2 separate regions of the Homo sapiens genome follow, and region 1 is linked to region 2. The links are chromatin contacts, found by Hi-C in ENCODE. All regions are on one chromosome and are shown on one strand. Each heading gives the region's core, a stretch centred on a gene start or an enhancer-like site at or near the end of the contact. The rest is flanking DNA. Distances are from core to core; before and after follow the strand shown.

Evidence for each region. Hi-C counts contacts between places; a loop is a spot of excess contacts on that map. Pooled maps may share reads with other maps.
Region 1: a map of B cell shows a loop between it and region 2 (25-fold over the local background). The contact joins the promoter of SKIC3 here to the promoter of LYSMD3 in region 2. A Hi-C loop is called at or near these places in 2 of 168 maps with a recorded cell type or tissue (B cell and CD4-positive, alpha-beta memory T cell) and 9 of 50 pooled maps.

What each region holds. Positions count from the first base shown.
Region 1 is chr5:95,553,685-95,556,682 of GRCh38, reverse strand. SKIC3 (SKI3 subunit of superkiller complex) reads left to right here and starts at 1,706. Exons shown (of 43, transcript NM_014639.4): 1 at 1,706-1,747. ARSK (arylsulfatase family member K) reads right to left here and starts at 1,582. Exons shown (of 8, transcript NM_198150.3): 1 at 1,279-1,582. The coding sequence starts at 1,404.
Region 2 is chr5:90,528,209-90,530,986 of GRCh38, reverse strand. It overlaps LYSMD3 (LysM domain containing 3), which reads left to right and starts at 1,403. Exons shown (of 3, transcript NM_198273.2): 1 at 1,403-1,539. RefSeq lists enhancers at 747-1,006, 1,632-2,132 and a silencer at 1,117-1,366.

The DNA of each region.
Region 1 (2,998 bases), core at 457-2,956, 5.0 Mb before region 2:
TCATACTACACTAAAAAAAATAACAAACCTATATATCTCAGTCATCTTTGGAAGTTTCTGGGATGTTGTGATCCACATTCGGATTCCCTTTTAGGAATGAACAATTGCCTCTGCTGAAGACAGCTGCTTTGCCCAACACCATGCCCCATTCTAGGAGCAGCCCACAACCAGTGGCCATCCAACATGCAGGTGGAAAGGTCTGTTCTCCTCACTCCTATTGGAAAGCAGCTCTGAAGCACCATACTAGTTTGAGAACTGTCATTCATAAGATGGCAACAAAATTCAGCTTCTCCTCTGCACAATCCTGCTTCCTTCATTTGCCTTTGATTACAAGAGCACTCTGTAATAAAATGCCATCTAGTCAATTTCCAGTACTGCCCATTCTCTAAGTTTAAATCACAAAGATAACTTTAAGTAATATTTTCAAAAAATCCCATGGGCACATCCAGACTATGTAATTTTAATCATCAGGAATCTACGAGAAAGGAAATACAACATATGATTACAAACACTCTTTAGTGCCAGATATGCTTAACACCAACATCTGTGTGACCACAGTAACACCGAGTGATAATAAACTAATATTACAATTAATAACCAAACAATTGTCTAAGCAGCACTTTTTAAAACATGGATCATCCTAAAAGCATCGCGTAAGGTTGACAGTAGCACCTTTGGCTTGGGAAAGTTTCAAAAACTGTTTAAGTTTGGGATTCAGCCACATTACCAACACACACACATACACACAATTTCTCTGGAATACGGGGGAGTGAATCAAGTTATACCAACGATTCCATTTGAATCAGCACTAACAGGATTATCACAGACCTGGGTAATAAAAATAAACTTTCTTCACTTCTCACCCAAACATGAATTCCTGCAAACTTGAGGTGAACTGGAAAATGACTTTTGGAAAGCTAACACGCTTTTATGGAGATGCAGAATGTTATTTTACCACACAATTAAACCAAACGGGGGTATGGACTGAAAGTTCATTAGTCGTGGTAAAATAATTTAGCGAATCGAGGTCAGTATTAAAAAAAAAAGATCTGCAAAGATGTTTTCAGTGTTTCACTATTGTTTTACATGTTTGCATAGGTATGTGGTGTACGTGTGAGTACACGGGGCCTCACATAAAATGTATTTCTTTCTTTGCATCGGGGTAAAAGGTGTTTGAAAATGTCTCAGGTTCTGCTCCCCAAAGCCTGCAGCACAGGCGGCGGCGGTGAGGTCGCCGATCCCCAGCGGGGCGCCCCTCCCCTGCCTCGCGGTACTTACGAAGGAGTCGCTCACGACCAGCACCACATTGGGCGCTTTGGCTGCTCTCCGCCTCTGCTCCCCTGCTCCGGGGGCCAGTACCGCCAGCGCCAAGGCTGCGACCACCGACACCCACAGCAGTAGCATCGCCGGTAGCGGTTCTGAGAGCCTGCCGCCGGGCCAGCCGCCTCCCTCTGGCGTTCTCTCCCTAGCAGAGCAGGGCAGGGACAGCGAACAACTCCCAAAGCTTGCAGTTTGGTTGCTTGATAGTAACGCCGAGCTTCACCCGCAGAACTACAACTCCTATCAGGCGGAGAGCGCGCACATGCGCAACAGAGAAATTCCCGCTTTTACCCACGTTAAGACCTTTTAATCAAATACCGAGCAAATCAGAACCCAGCCACTTCCAGTCACGTGAATGAGTCCTGGGAAAGGCGCATGCGCTCTCATTGCAGCCTCGGCGTTTGTAGAAGAGGAGCATCTGCTCCAGGTGGGTTTGGATTTCTGTCGGTTTTGCACAAGGGATCCTAAAGGCGATTGAAATGGTACTTAGAGAAAGAAAGGATCGGGGCCGGGGCTGTTCATTTTGGGCCGCGCAAGCGTGGCTGAGTGTTCGGCGAGAGCGTGAACTGGGCGGCGATGAGGTGGCGGCGCGGCTGTCACTTAAGTTGAATAGGGCGGTGCCTTGTGGGGCCTCTGGGTGGACCGCCTCAGGTGCGCCGTGAATGCCTTAGACCCCCCCGAATACCTTCCCAGGGAAATCTCTAGCCTGTCTCATCTTATTGCTTCTCTTACCCCGTGCAGTCAGGATTTACTGTGCTCCCATGGGGCGAGGAGCGGGGCCTAGTAAGAAGTTTCAGGCTGTAGGCAGGGGAAAGCATAGCTGTTCCTTGCCTTCAGAGAGCAAAGGAGATAAGCGAAACTGGAGGGGGAAATGGGCTGTGTGACATGTTCAGTTAGTTGACGTAGGTTCAGAATATCATTGTTTTGCTGCAGAATAAAAACCGGTCTCTTTTGACTGTTGAATTCCTTTGGAGAGTTCTGGAAGAAGCAGATTTCTGTCCCAAAGCCAAATTCCAATTTCTGTATCTAGTTTCGGGTATATAATTTGCACATCACACTAGTAGTTTTAATATTCTGACAGTTAAAAGAGGAGTTATACTACTTACTTAAGTCAACTGAATACTAATATCTGGCAGGTTTTTTTTTGCCTAAGATAATTGTAGTAAGGAACAGATTTGTTTATTTAATACTCACATGGCACTTAGGTGCTGAGCGTTATACTAAGCATTTACTGAGCATCTGCTGCGTGCCACGTACTTTTATATGGAATATTTTCTATAATCCTCACTTTCACCATATTGCAGATAGGAAAACAGGCTTAGAGAGGTTAAATGACTGGCCTGAGTTTACACAGGGAGCCAGTCAGAGCACGACTGAAAATTGAAGAGTCTGTGCCGTAACTCACTAAATGCTCTGTCTGCAGTTAGTTTATCTGTTAGTGTAGCAGAATTGTTACTCAAGCAGCATGATAAAGATCTGCGGGAGCATGCAAAAACGTAAACAGTGTTGGGCGCGGTGGCTCACGCCTGTAATCCCAGCACTTTGGGAAGCCGAGACGGGCGGATCACCGAAGGTTAGGGGTTCGAGACCAGCCTGGCCAGCATGGTGAAACCCCGTCTCTACGAAAAATACGCAAAATACTGGGCGTGGTGGCGGGCGCCTGTAATCCCAGCTACTA
Region 2 (2,778 bases), core at 154-2,653:
AGGGCTAAGCAGCCGAAGTCCTACATATCAAGCAGGGAATATATCCTTTGTCTGCTGATGAGAGAACGTCTCAGTGATAAATGGTTACAGACAGGGGTGTCATGAGGGCAACAACACACAGAACAATTCAGACAAACTTTTTAAAAAAGTCTTCTCCTGCAGTTTTTTTTTGTGGCGCTGGGAAGCACAGTGCCTATCCCTGCTAATAAAAGAAAACTATTGCAATGCAAAACTCCTAACCTTTGCAGAGGCACTTACCAGAAAACCAAAAACATACTCTTTGAAAAACAATTTAAAACCAAGCTTCAAAGGCTTTCTAATGTATAAATATTCAGACATTCTGAAAAGCACTGCTCTGCACCCTGCACCCCAGCTATTTGTGCCTAAAATGGATATTGTCGTAACAGTTAGCATGGTTGTCAAAGTGCAACGTCTCTAATATCAACACTGAGAGACATCAGACTCATTAAAATGCTTTACATTCATTAATTAGGTTGGTGCAAAAGTAGTTGCGGCTTTTGCCAAAGTCATACATAAATTCAAACACATTATGATACTCATTTAACACATTTGTGATAAAAATCATGTATGAAGTCATGAGTTTATTTAATAAGCTAATATTCCATAGAGTCCAATGGTGACTACCAATGACTCAGTTAATTTTCAAACCAAAATAAGTTAGATTACAATTTGTTGACTCCCTTGACTCCTCGAGCCAGGGAAAACATTTCCTGGGGCCTGACTCTAGGTGGCTCACTTCCCTCACCTAAAAACAGGAAGGGTGAGACAACCCCCTCCAACCCTCGTCCTCGGTCCCCCAAGGATTTCTCTCCAGAATTCTGCCTCTTCTGCAGCAGTCTGGAGTCTTCAGCATGAAAAGGGTAACAAACATGGCGCAATTTTCTGAAACCGTGATGTCAACAGTGTTTTTGAGGTGTCCTTTCCCACCCTAAAGAAAATTCGAGATGCACAGCAAGAAAAAAATGCAAGACAGCTCCCCGACACATCCTGAGCCACGCCTCGTCCTCAGGGTGCACCCGACAGTCTCTGCCAGCGCAGTGTGGACGCTGGACAAAGACGCAGCCAGTAGGTCGCTGGTGGTCGCGGGTTGGATCCGCTGACTTGGCCACCAAATCTTTTCCTCGGGGAGTGAAGCGGCACGGAAGGAGCGGAGTCAAGGGCGGGGCTGGGGATTGGACCCGCCCCCGGGCCCGGGGATTGGACCCGCCCCCGGGCCCCGGAGGAGTCCCTGCGCCTGCGTGCCGGGCGTGGACCTGTGGTTGGACTCCCCCGTTTTGGGCTGCCCTCCGCGTCCTCCCCCGCCCCTTCCCACCTCCGCCCACTTGACGCGATGACGCATCTCAGGTTTGCGGACGTGGCGGCGGCGTACGGCCCGGAAGGCGGAGACGTTGGCGGCAGAGGCGGAGGCGGACGGGGTCAGCCCAAAGCAGAGGCTCGGCCATGAACTTACCCGGGACAGCGGCGGCGGCGGACCTTTTGGCCATCTTCTCGCAGAGTGCTCCCTGCTAACGGGGACAGGTAAAGATGGTGGCAGGAGGTGAGGGTAGCCCGGTCCAGGAGGGCGGGGTTGAGCCCCAGCTGCGTCCTCACGGGAGGCGCTGAGCCTCGGCCACAGGTGTGGTGGGGGCTGCAGGGCCGGGCTCGGCCCGTGTGGCGGACACCCCCGAGACAGGGAAGAACTTCCAGACCAGCCCTGCCAGGCCCTCTTGTCACACTGTCGGGGAAACTGAGGCTCAGAGGAAGGACGCCTACCTGCTGGATTACCTGGGCAGCTAATTTCCCACCCAAACACAGCATTTCTCCCACGACTTTATGTTGGCGTGAAATATTCGCTGACGGCATCTTGTCACATCGTTCAAGTGTCATGCTGTGACAGAAGACTCTGAGACGTAATCTTCGCTGACGATAGCAGGGAAAGAAAAACTTGACGTGTGGAATACAGAGGGAGGAGGTAGTTAAGTTTTAAAAAACAAAATTGTCCCTGGCAGCGGATAGGGTGCCTTTGATTCTGTCCCTTTGCAGCTTTAACTTGTGCCCTGTGACCCTCTTATTGCACCTTGCTTAGTTAAAGAAGGTCAAGGCGAAACACCCAGCAGCCATTCTACAGTACGAAGGTGTTTGGGAAACCGTTTTCAGTTACAGACTGAGCTGAAGAATGCTTTAACACTGTTTTGTGGCCCCTCGTAATCTAGGTAGCACGCAGGCTTGTTCCAAGTTTCTGAAAGGGAGTTCGTGCCTTTTTCCTGCTCTAAGAGAATTAAGAGAGGTGAATAGAATTGAGCCAGATGACTTAAATATTATGTATTTTCTAATCTCTGAGTAGTAGACTGGAGTGATCGCCTGGGTCAGTCTGTTCACTTCGGTTGAAGACACAGCCAGTTCTTGATCATTCAGAATACCCAGATTTGTAACACGATAGTCAGCTGCCTGCATTTCATTATAAAGGGGAGTGGAGAGATAGTGAGACAGGTGAAGTTCTGACCTTTAAATTATATTTAGAAATATATCGTGGAGAGAGGTTGATAGAAACAAGTATCTAAAATGGCTTTGGGGCATTGCTTAGTGATTTTCAGTTAGCTGCACTACTAAGCCAATTTTGAAGTTCTAAGTACAAATTATTAGGGTGAAACTGTCTAACAAGACACATAAGTAGGTCGGTATAGCCAAGTGTAAATTGCTGTATATTAAGTCTTAACTTTTTTGATCATGGATGCCTTTTGAGAATATGAAGCAATGAAAATTCTCCCCAGAAAAATA